Regions from separate parts of the Homo sapiens genome. Here region 2 is linked to region 1. A link is a contact called in ENCODE Hi-C or POLR2A ChIA-PET data. All regions are on one chromosome and are shown on one strand. Each heading gives the region's core, a stretch centred on a gene start or an enhancer-like site at or near the end of the contact. The rest is flanking DNA. Distances are from core to core; before and after follow the strand shown.

What was found. A loop is a pair of places that touch in the nucleus more often than their neighbours do. ChIA-PET counts read pairs that join two places held with the same protein, here RNA polymerase II (POLR2A). Pooled maps may share reads with other maps.
Region 2: a map of endothelial cell of umbilical vein shows a loop between it and region 1 (10-fold over the local background). The contact joins the enhancer-like site here to the promoter of BANP in region 1. A Hi-C loop is called at or near these places in 2 of 168 maps with a recorded cell type or tissue (PC-9 and endothelial cell of umbilical vein) and 2 of 50 pooled maps. POLR2A ChIA-PET finds 5 or more read pairs at or near these places in 1 of 52 experiments (PC-9).

What each region holds. Positions count from the first base shown.
Region 1 is chr16:87,947,385-87,953,630 of GRCh38, forward strand. BANP (BTG3 associated nuclear protein) reads left to right here and starts at 4,050. Exons shown (of 14, transcript NM_001386991.1): 1 at 4,050-4,131. RefSeq lists enhancers at 3,406-3,715, 3,975-4,617 and silencers at 3,906-4,205, 4,216-4,335, 4,366-4,425, 4,446-4,545.
Region 2 is chr16:88,329,794-88,336,039 of GRCh38, forward strand. It overlaps a transcript of ZNF469 not described here. Among named protein-coding and RNA genes, the nearest start is that of ZNF469, 50 kb to the right of the region's middle. RefSeq lists enhancers at 2,826-4,025, 3,270-3,564. Within about 2 kb of position 2,463, at least 12 of the 41 ENCODE cell types and tissues checked have a DNase peak (open chromatin) inside an H3K27ac peak, as active enhancers do; they include PC-9 and endothelial cell of umbilical vein, where a contact is called at or near this core.

The DNA.
Region 1 (6,246 bases), core at 2,800-5,299:
GATGGACTTTTCTTTTTTTTTGAGACAGAGTCTCGCTCTTGTTGCCGAGGCTGGAGTGCAATGGCGCGATCTTGGCTCACCGCAACCTCCACCTCCTGGGTTCAAGCGGTTCTCCTGCCTCAGCCTCCCGAGTAGCTGGGATCACAGCCATGCGCCACCACACCCGGCTAATTTTGTACTTTTAGTAGAGACGGGGTATCACCATGTTGGTTGGGCTGGTTGCGAACTCCCGACCTCAGGTGAGCTGCCCGTCTTGACCTCCCAAAGTGCTGGGATTACAGGTGTGAGCCACTGTGCCAGGCCGCCAGATGGACTTCTCAAAACACAAATCTGATCCTACCCACTCTGGCCCCAAACTTTGTAAAGTCTTCCCCATTGCCTCAGGAGCAAGACGACACCCCTTCCTCGCTGACAAGGACGCAGTTGTGCCTTCACTACCTTTGCTGCCACATCTCACCACCTGCCTCCTCTCGTCTCTACCCCCACTGTGGCTGTGTGACCCCAGGTGTATTGCTCAACCTCTCGTGTCTTCCTGTTCTTCACAAAGAATAGGAATTACAGTGAAATGTGCCTGGCTCATGGGCACCCAGCCCATGGTAACATGAGCACATCCGGAATCAGACTCTCTACTAAACGCTTCATCACCTCCATGCCATGGACCCCTCCCAATATCCCTGTGAGCTGTGAGATCTAAACACCAGTTCCCAGAGTGGGAAGCGAGGCCTGAGAGCCTCAGCAACTTGCCCAGGGAAGGCTCAGACTCTAGCCCTGGCCGGGCAAACTCCAAGTCCTCGCACTTAAGAACAACCAGGCTCAGCGTTCCAGCATTCCACTCGGCCTCCTGGGCTTTTCCTGGGCCACCGAGTGCATCGTGTTTACTTTCTCTTTCTCTACCCTAGTGACATTCTCAGAAAGAGGAACCGTCGGAAGGTTCCAGGGTTTTCTTGATGTGGGCATTTCGAGGTGTTGACAAAAGGACCTCTGTGACCTTTACTTATGGCCTAGTGCACACACTTGTAAGTGGCCCCCATATCTGGTGCCACACAGGCCAGAGTGCACTTCCCGCTCCTCTTATAATGCCCTCACTAATGTGACTGTAACTTCATTAACTCCAGGCCAGATTGGATCCTTGTACCGACTGGTGAGTAAGCGAACCTTCACTACAGACAGCTGTCTTTGCTGATGACTAGCTACTTCATTTTTAAAATTACGGTGAATCAACTATATGCCAATATTGAACAATGCCTTCCTTTTTTAGCTTCCTGAGCAGCAAAATAAAAACTAAATCAAAACCATCAAAAATAAAAAAGTGTAGTAGCTCATGCCTGTAACCCTAACACTTTTTGGGAGGCTAAGGCGGTAGGACCGCTTGAGTCCAGGAGTTCAAGACCAGCTTGGACAACATATTGAGACCTCTGACTCTACAAAAAATAAAAAAAAATCAGGCAATGGTGGTGGTGCATGCCTGCAGTCCCAGCTACTCTGGAGGCTCAAGCGAGAAGATCACTTAAGCCCGAGAGGTAGAGGCTGCAGTGAGCTCTGATTGTACCATCGCACTCCAGCCTGGATGGCAGAGCAAGACCCTGATGCAAACAAAACAAAACAAAACAAAACAAAACAAAACAAAACAAAACAAAACAATCACTAACTGCAGCACAATCATAGTTTTGATTGGCTTAATTTCTGATAATGCCTAGTCAGCAGTGGCCTTCAACAAACCTCACTGTAGCTTGTTGGATGGTCACAGATGGATTCACCTTTGCCCACAAGTTCCTCCTCTTGTCCACTCACACCTGTTCATGACGCCGAGCCCAGCATTGCACAAGGCCTGGGGATAGGGGAAGTGCAGCTCCAGACACGGACTTGGGAATGTTTTGAAACAACAGGAACGACATCACCCTAGGTTTGTGTTTTCAAGCCAGATATTCCGGCGTGGATGCTAAGAATTCTTACATGGGCAAGTATTAATATTTGAATGCAGCCGTGATTGAGGTGGAGGTGGAGACAAAAGGCGTGCGTCCCTAGAACATGTTTTGTCCCCACTGCCGGAGGGAATATTCTGTGTCAGCTATCGCACGCACCCTTTCCCTCCATGTGAGTGGACTCCACACTCTAAGCAAGGCGCTCTGGACTGCAAACTCAGCTTGTGCCTCTCTCCAGCCCTGTGGCCTCGCTGGACAATTTTTCTAATCTCTTTGGAGCTGATCTTCATGTTGAAAAAGGACAAGTCCCATCTTCAGATCAACACCTGTCCCAGCGCTGCCATTTTGCCAAGGCTCCTCCTTGGAGTGTTTGTAAGGCACTTTTGCCACGAAGTAACCCAGCCACCAGCCTCAGTGGAACCTCCAAGCCTAATTCTGGAGGAGACTTTAACTCGGTAAGGTTGCCCAAGGTCGCATAGCCCATGACTGCGCTGAATCCTGTTTTTATTATTGGCAAAAGGGAGTTGGGCAGGAAATTCAAGGTAAAGCATTTTGTTTTTCTTTCTTTCTTTTTTTTTTTTTTTTTCTTGAGACGGAGTCTCGTTCTGCTGCCCAGGCTGGAGTCCAGTGGCGCCATCTCGGCTCACTGCAAGCTCCGCCTCCCGGGTTCACGCCATTCTCCCGCCTCAGCCTCCCGAGTAGCTGGGACTACAGGCGCCTGCCACCGCGCCGGGCTAATTTTTTGTATTTTTAGTAGAGACGGGGTTTCACCGTGTTAGCCAGGATGGTCTCGATCTCCTGACCTCGTGATCCACCCGCCTCGGCCTCCCAAAGTGCTGGGATTACAGGCGTGAGCCGCCGCGCCCGGCCAGCATTTTCTTTTTCCCAGTGAAAATAGCTGCCTCGCCCTGTGTTTGGGAGCTCAAAGGCATTCTTGCTCATTGCAAATAATTGAGGAAACAGAGGCGAGTATAAAGAAGAAAATGAAAGGCAAGGTAATCCTAGATTAGCAGAGGGAGATAACCAGGAATGACATTTCTGGGAACTGCGCTATGGTTTGGGAATTTTTTCCTGTGATTACCCACAAACGCACATTTGCACATTTATTCTACGTGTGCACATTCACGTCATCACTTTTTTTTTTTTTGAGACAGAGTCTCGCTCTGTCGCCAGGCTGGAGTGCAGTGGCGCGATCTCGGCTCACTGCAACCTCTGACTCGCGGGCTCAAGCGATTCTCCTGCCTCAGCCTCCCGAGTAGTTGGGATTACAAGGCGCCCGCCACCACGCCCGGCATAATTTTGTATTTTTAGTAGAGACAGGGTTTCGCCATGTTGGCCAGGCTGGTCGCGAACCCTTTACCTCAGGTGTTCCGCCCGCCTTGGCCTCCCACAGGGCTGAGATTACAGGCGTGATCCACCGTGCCCGGCCGCCATCACTTATTTATATTATGTGTTACCTATAGGACTTATCTAAGACCATAATCACTGCCGCGTGTGCTAAGTCCCGCGCGCGTGCACTCAGGCCCCTCTGGATAGACACTGGGGACCCCTGACCACTTATGTCAGGGAAAACGCCACCAAGCGCTCCGGAACCTCAGGGCAGGACCCGCCGCAGCAGCAGGTAGGACCCGCTGGGGGCGCACAGCCCACCTGAGACATCGTAACTACAAGTCCCAGCAACCCTTGGTGCGGGGACAGGACGGGCCACCGGAGTCCGGAGAGACTACAAGTCCCGGCAGGCATGGCCCAGACGCAGGGACTACGAGTCCCCGAATGCATGGCTCCCAGCTTGCGCAGGGCACCCTGGGAGGTGTAGTAGTTGAGGGAGCTAATGCGTATTCATTCCGTCTCAAAGAAGATGCAAATTCCTCAGACCGTCCACTGAGGTGATTGTTCTCACGCAGGCCATGGGCGTGGGCGAAAAACGGGGGGAAAAAAGCCCTGGGAAGCCGGTACCGTCGCGGAAGAAGGCCGCCTGCGCATGCTCACCAGGAGGCCGAGCGGGAAAAGCGCGCGCAGCTGGCCTCACTGCCACAGGGGTGCCCCGCCCCCGGGCCCGCGCGCCCAGTGAGCCTGCGCGGAGGGCGGGGGCCGAGCGTCGCGGGGAGGGGCTCGCGGCGCCTGCGCAGAGCGGCGGCTTCTCTCGCGAGGACGGACGCCATTATCGCATCTCCCCGACAAACACCACGAGAATTCCGCAGCCCACACGGTAATTGCAGCTCCCGCAGCCGGTCGCGCCTCCGCCTCCCCCTTCCCGCGGGGCGAGAGCGAGAGCGAGATCTCCCTCCTCCCTCCTCCTCCCGCCCGCCGGGCCGCCCGCGCCGCAGCCCCGCCGCCGCCAACCGCCCGGGCCGGGCGATCGCCCCCCGGGCCCCGCTCCCCGTCCCCGGCCGCGCCCCGGAAGAGGGGCTCCCGCTTCCTCGCTTCCGCACCCCCGGCCCCACCGCGCCCGGCGTCCGTTGAGCCGCGGCTGCCGCAGCCCGGCCCGGGGGCCTCGCGCTCCCGACCTCTGTCCCGGGCCTCGCCCCGCGGGAAGGACCCGGAGCCACGGCGGGGAGACTGGAAAGGCCTAGAACCGCGCCCGGGCTCCTCTGGGGCCCGAAGTCTCCCAAGGGGGTCGCTCCTGCCAGCCAGGCGGGAGCGACAGGCATCGTTTTTGTGCCTCCTCCGTGGCTGTGGACCGGAGCCCCATAGCCCAGGACTTGCACACGCAAGGGGCGCTCTCGGGGACCGCAGACCTCGGCGACGACCCCAGCCCGTCCCCCGAGGGGCCCCGATGAACGAGGACCTCGGGGTGCCCCCTCCCCAGCACGTTTGTGCGATTTCTGTGATCTAGTCCTTAAGGAAGGTGGCCGTTTTCTTTTTCCCCCCTAGGATGCAGAAAGTAGATGACATTCCATCCACACTGTGTGAGCAAATTGGAGAGATTGCCTTGATAGAGGACTGATGTTTTTCACTGATGAGATGGTAGGGGTTGTCTTGCTATTGGAGAAATACATCATCCCTGAAGAACTGTGAGCAAGTGGAGCGAGTGTGGGCTTTGAAGGGTAGCGAGCTTGCACCCTGACCGGGGAGGGCCCGGGTCACACAGTTGTTGATGTGGAACAGGTAATTGCCCTGTTTGGAGTTGCCTGTTCTGCCCAGGAATGTACTCCAGGGCCTGATGGCGATGCTGGAACTCGCACTACAGTAAATAATTGATAAGAGGAGGCAGTTGTAGGGTTCACTTTTAGCTGGAAGTTCTTAGGGGACAGAAAAATAACTTGGAGTAGTGAGTGGTTCTGAGTAAGCTCAGGAAACGTCAAATAAAAACTGGATCTGGTCATTTAACACGCAGCTCGCAGATATCCAGTGCTAGAAGAAAACACCAAAACGCGGTAAAATTCTGTATGTGGGTCCACTTCCCGTGTCTGGCGATTAAAATAAGAATATATTCTTGCGATGTTGGATTCTGTCATCATTGGCGTTAATATTTTTATTTTTTTGGAGATAGGGTTTCACTCGGTCCCCGAGACTGGAATGCAGTATCGTGATCTTGGCTCACTGCAGCCTCGGCCTCCCTGGCTCAAGTGATCCTCCCACCGCAGCCTCCTGAGTAGCTCGGACCACAGACGCCACCACCCCGGCTAATTTTTGTATTTTTCGTAGAGAGGGGGTTTCGCCTTGTTGTCCAGCCTGGGGCTTTAATCTTTTTAAAAAAGAGCTTCCATTTGTGATTCCACGCTGCGTGGGGGCAGCTCAACATCTCGGGTGCTTCATCATGACCCAGGAGGCAGAGGCTGCGTCCACTTTATAGATGAGGTGACTAGGCCCGCAGACACTAAGGGACTTGCTCAGATTTACAGAGCCAGGGTTCGAATTCAGTCTGTCTGAAGCCTATGTTCTTAAAAAAAAAAGCCCATATATTTAGTATTTTAATCAATATAATGTATACAATAGGAACGTCAATGAAAGACTTACAATGAAAAGCAATGGTCCCCTGCCCCACCTCTCAGCCCCGTTCTTCAAAGAGGTTTACATCTTGAGTGGTTTCTTTAGGTCATTCTCCACAGCTCTGAGTAAGCTGATCCTTTTTATTTTTTTCTTGAGATAGGATCCCCTGATGTTGCCCAGGCCGTACTCGAACTCCTGAGCTCAAGTGATCCTCAGCCTCCTTAGTAGCCGCTAATACAGGTGTGAGTGACTGCACCTAGCTCTAAGCTGATATTTTGTATTACACAGCCTTGTCTTTCTATTACGATGGGGTGATGGAGCCCTTCTGTCATATCCCAACTCTTCTATCCCCTGGACTGTCTGTGTTAGGCCTATGCAAATACTGTTCTCT
Region 2 (6,246 bases), core at 1,213-3,712, 380 kb after region 1:
TGAGAACAAGCTGAAACCTTTCCTGGGATGCAGACGCCTTCACAAGGCCTCACCCACCAGAGCAGAGATGGCCTCAGCCCTCAGGCCATCCGGTGAGGGACGGACAAGCACCACGGGCGCCCACAGGCGTGGCATCATCCAGGCACCCAAAGGAACGTAGTCTGATGCACTCTGGGCACAGGGTGCCTGGGTACAGGCAGAGTGGAAGCAGCCAGTCACAAAAGGCCACATCCAGCCTGATGCCATCCACATGAAATGCCAGGCATAGGCAAAGCCTCAGAGGCAGAGGGAGGTCAGCGTTGGACTTGGCCTTCTGACTTTCGGTTAGAGCGTTTCTCATTTAGGGACATGCAATGATGCTGTCATCACCCCTAGGCAATGGGCACTTATGCTGTGGCTGTTTCCTGTGAATGCACTTGCACACGGGACCTGTGGCATCCTGTGGGCGTCCTGTGAGTGTTGTGTGGGTGTCCTGCATGTGTGTGCACATGCGAAGGCCCTTCCTAGCATTTCTGCTGTGTGTACTGTCGGATACGGTCCTGGAAGTGGACTCCACGTTGCCGTGATGATGTGTGGGGCATTGGTGCCATAGCCACGCCTTCTGAAAAGTCATGCCCATTCAGGCTCCTACCCTGAGAGCGGAGTGGGTTTGCTTCTCCACACCGTCCTTAGCACGCATATTCCCAGTGGTTCTCATGCGTGAGCAACAGTCACAAAACAATGACGTGTTGTGGTTTTCCTGGCATGTCTTTGGTTCTCACTGGCCCAGACTGTGGCCTCCGCTTCATGGACAGAGGGACTAAGAAAGAAGCTTGTGTCTGGCTTGCCACGTGTAGAGGCAGAGGCATGGCCCACACCCCTGCCTCAGTCAGCACAGGAGGTGAGAGACTTCTGCCCCCAGGGAAAGGAGAAGTTTTCTCTCCTGGCCCTCCCATGATCTCTCCTGCTGAGGCTGCACACTGAGTGACAGGCCAGCCACTGCCGCATGCTACCTGTTTGCCACTCTGTGACCTTGGGCTTGCCCCTTCAGTCCTATGAGCCTCATCCACAAAAATGGAGACACATTCCCTGTGCAGCAAATGGTTTGTGCAGACTGAGAACATGTCTGCAAAAGCACCTGGCATGCAGCAAGTGCTCACTAAACACTGAGCAGCTGCATCATCATTGTCATAGTCATCACCATCGCCACCACCATCACCATCACCACCATCGTCACCATCACCATCGCCATCACTATTACCACCATCATCACCATCATCACCATCACAACCATCACGACCACCACCACCATCACCACTATCACCATTGTCACCATCGCCACCACCATCACCATCGTCACCATCACCATCACCATCACTATTACCATCATCACCATCATTACCATCACCACCGTCGTCACCATCACCACCACCATCACAACCGTCACCACCACCACCATCACCACCATCACCATCGTCACCATCACCATCACCTTCATAGTCATCATCATCACCATCACCACCATCACCATCATTATCATCATTGTTACCATGACCATCACCACCATCATCCTCCTCACCACCATCATCACCATCATCATCATCATATCACCATCACCATCACTACCATCGTCATCACCATCACCACCACCAACACCACCATCATAACCATCATAATCACCACCATCATCACTACCACCATCATCACCATCATCATCACTATTGTTATCACCACCACCATCATCCTCATCACTACCATCACTATCATCACCATCACCACCATCGTCATCACCATCACCACCACCACCACCACCACCATCACCACTATCATCACCACCATCATCATCATCACTATTGTTACCACCGCCATCATCATCACCACCATCATCATCTTCATCACCACCATCACTATTATCACCATCATCACCACCATCATCATCACCATCGTCACCATCACCATCACCACTATCATCACCACCATCATCATCATCACTATTGTTACCACCGCCATCATCATCACCACCATCATCATTCTCATCACCACCATCACTATCATCACCATCATCACCACCATCACCATTGTTGTCATCATTATTCATTTTTCCTTTTCTGGAGACACCCATGAGTCCTGGAAGCTCAGGATGCAGGCTTTAGGAGTAGCCCCCTCCTCATTCACAGGAATATGAAGGCCTGGCATGGCAGTGACTTGCCCAAGGCCACTGTGCCAAGAGCAGAGCTGGGTTTGACCCTCTGTCTCCGCATGGCCCTTGGCAGCCCCCGAGTCCCCTTTGGCAGATAGCTTTCCTCACAGCCCTGAGGACAGGCATGATGGGACAGGGAGTCTCTCTCCACCCCCTCCTTGGTGTTTAGTTGACATCAGTAAAGCCACCGAAGGAATCTTTCAGAAATAAACAAAGTTGCATTTTTTGACAGAGGATGGAAAATGACTCATAGGAAATCAGCATTCCAAGTGCACTACCCCATTAGGTATTAAGCGGGTCGGGTTTCGGCACAGCGTCCAAGAATGCTGTGGCTTATTGCAGGAGGATGACACCGTCTGTGTGGGGAGCTGGCGCGGGTGCCTGAGGCCTGGAAGCACCCGTGGGAACCCATGATGTGCCGTCACCGCGTGCCCTGCCCCCTCTGTGCCGGCTCTCCTGGCAGTGCTGAGCACCGCCACGCTTGGGCACAGCCTTGCCGCTGGCCCTGGCCTTGAGCAAGGTCCTTGCAGCATCACTGGATGCTGGGTTCTAATTTGGCTCTGAATCTGACTTGCAGGTTTGGGCCATTCCAGAAGAATAAACCTTTCTGTGTGCACCTCTGGCAGGCAGCCACCTGGCATAGGCCATGTGAGGCAGGGAGAGGGAAGGCACCATGAAAATCAACAAAGCAAGTCCTCCCCTAAGGGACTCCAGAACCCGTGGGTTGAGATGGGCAGGATGGGGGAGGGGGGGCTGCTGGGAACAGGGTGAGGGCCCCCAGCACCACTGCTCAGGCCGGCTCTCACAGCCTGCAAACCCTTCCCACAAGACTCCACACAAGCAGCCTCTGCAGCCAGCCTCCTCACCGTTTCACAGACGAGAAGACCAAGGCCCCGGGTTGCCCCTTGAGTCTGGGCACTGGAGACCCAGTCATGCTGCTTTCCAGCCCATGACCTTCCCACCCCCCTGTCAGAGCCACCGAGCTGTGTCCCCAGGAGCCACGTCCCTGCCCAGCCTCTGTGGCACCCAGAGGTGCACTCTGGCACCAGGACACACCCCGTGGGTCCTTGTGCTGCTGCTCATTGGTGATTTGGCGGTAAACCTTAGAGGGAGGAGGCCTGCTGGGATCATGTGCCCACTGCCCATGCTGTGGCCTCTGTGGGCAAAGCGAGTGTCCCCACATCCACCGTCCATCCGTGAGTCCCCTGCTTGATGCTTCCTGAGAGCCTCCACCCACCCAGAGGGAAACCAGGTGTGGTCTCCAAGCCGGTGGGTACGGCCAGGGGAGAGAAGGCTCCGGACTTGCTGAGTCACGGAAGAGGGGCCCATGGGTGGAGAAGGCTCGGACTTGCTGAGTCACGGAAGAGGGGCCCATGGGTGGAGAAGGCTCGGACTTGCTGAGTCACGGAAGAGGGGCCCATGGGTGGAGAAGGCTCGGACTTGCTGAGTCACGGAAGAGGGGCCCATGGGTGGAGAAGGCTCGGACTTGCTGAGTCACGGAAGAGGGGCCCATGGGTGGAGAAGGCTCGGACTTGCTGAGTCACGGAAGAGGGGCCCATGGGTGGAGAAGGCTCGGACTTGCTGAGTCATGGAAGAGGGGCCCACGGGTGACTGAGCGACAGTTACAACTTGGAGACATTTCCTTCCAGCAAAGATGCAAAGGTGGGGCATGAAGGCAGGAGCACGGAAGTCTTTGCATGTGTGGCCGGGGCTGCCTGCCCAGGGAAGGCATTTTCATTCTTCCCACGGATGCGGGCCCGCGAGGTGGGGCTGGTAGTAAAGATCCCGAGGAGAATAAAAACACACCAAGAACCGGAGCACTTCACACACTTGAGCAAGGGAGAGTGACGGCTGCGTGGCAGGGGGTGGGGGGGACGTGGGGGCAGTTGCAGTGTGTGTGTGTGTGTTTGTGTGTCTGTGTGTGTGTTTTTGTGCATCTGTGTGTGTCTGTGTGTGTCTACATGTGTATGTGTTTGTGTGTCTGCATGTGTGTCTGTGTGCATCTGTGTGTATCTGTGTGTGTCTGTGTCTATGTGTTTGTGTGTGTGTGTCTGTGTGTGCATGTGTGTCTCTGTGTGTCTGTGTCTGTGTGTGTCTGTGTGTGTGTGTCTATGTGCATGTGTATGTCTGTGTCTGTGTGTCTGTGTCTGTGTGTGTGCCCAAGGGAGGCAGGCGTGAAGCTAAGGAAGTCTTGCTCTGTGTTACAAATGTCACTCCCTTTCCTAAGAGACCAAAGAGTTAAGAAATTTTTCAGGTTTGTTGAGATGCTGGACTAAGCTGGACTAAGCCTCCTGTGAATGCCCCCTTTGAAAAAAATTCTGGGGATGGATGGTAAAAAACAACAACAACAATCTTACCTGAAACGCTCGGGACCAGAAGTGTTTTGGTTTTGATTTTTGTCACATTTGGGAATGTTTGCCTTACGCTGACCAGTTGAGCATCCCTGACCCAGCATCTGAAATCAGACATGCTCCAGGGAGCATTTCCCAAGAGCATCATGTCAGAGCTCAAACAATTTTGGGTTCTGGGGCATTTTGGGTTAGGGATACTCAACCTGTATGACCCAGGGTGTGCACACATCACAGAGCCGGGAGTGATTCATCTGTCCCAGAAGGTTCAAAAGGTCAAACTGTGACCAATTCATGTCCACCTGGAGCCGATGACTGTGGCCTTATTTCATATAAGGGTGTCGGCAGATATGATTGCACTAAAGATCTCAAGATGAGGTTGTCCTGGACCAGGGTGGGGCCTAAATCCTATGAAAGCGTCATAAGGAAAAGGGAGCCTGAGATGGGAAGATGCCGACGGGAGGACACACATGTGATGGATACAGATGAGGGAGCCGTGTGGGAAGATGCCGACGGGAGGACACATGTGACAGAGACGGACGTGGGAGCCGTGAAGGAAGATGCCGACGGAACGACACATGTGTGACAGAGATGGATGTGGGAGCCGTGAAGGAAGATGCCAACGGAAGGACACATGTGTGATGGAGATGGAGGGGGAGCCGTGTGGGAAGATGCCAACGGGAGGACACATGTGTGATGGAGACGGACAGGGGAGCCATGCAGCCACTGGGCACAGGAAGAGGCAGGGAGGACCCACCAGAGCCTTTGGAGGGAGCACAGCCCTGCGCATGCCTTGATCTGGGACTCGCAGTCTCCGGGGCTGTGAGAGGATGAACGTCTGTTGCCCTAAGCTGCTAGGTTTGCCAGGAAACCAGGCCAGGCTCTCCACCACCCCAAAACTCAGAGCTTAACTGTAGGGTCAGATGCAGGCCAGGCTCTCCACCACCCCAAAACTCAGAGCTTAACTCCCTGGTTAGTACATATCTGGATGCACGTCAGGAATGCAGGCAGGGCTGGATGCACTTCCGCTCCACATGGTGTGGATGAGGGCCACTCCGGGGTGCTCTGTGGGCAGCTGGGCTGGTCAAAAACTTCCAGGGCGGCCTTACTTCTGCAGCTGGTGCCATGGCGAGACAGCTGGAACGTCCCCACAGGGCCACTCTGGCACGGGGTCTCAGGGTGGCCAGGCCCCCTCCTCGGCCCCTCAGGGCTCCCAAAGTGAGTGTCTGGAGGGGCCTCTGATGACCCAGCCACAGGGCCTCACTTTGGCCACACTCCACTGTTCAGGCATTGCCAAGTCCAGGCAGATGCCTGGGAGGGGAATTAGCTCTGCCTCCTGATGGGAGGAGAAATGAGAGCCTCGATAAGCATCGAATCAATGAAAGAAAGAAACTCACATGGAGGCATTGACGCAGCAACACCATGCATGTTCATCCTTCACGTGAGACACTAACATGCCAATACCACGCACATTCGTCCTTCACGTGAGACACTGATGCGCCAATACCACACATGTTCATCCTTCATGTGAGACACTGATGTGCCAATACCACACACATTCATCCTTCACGTGAGGCACTAACATGCCAATACCATGCACGTTCATCCTTCTCGTGAGACACTAACATGCCAATGCCACGCATGTTCATCCTTCATGTGAGACACTGATGCACCAATACCACACATGTTCATCCTTCATGTGAGACAGTGATGCGCCAA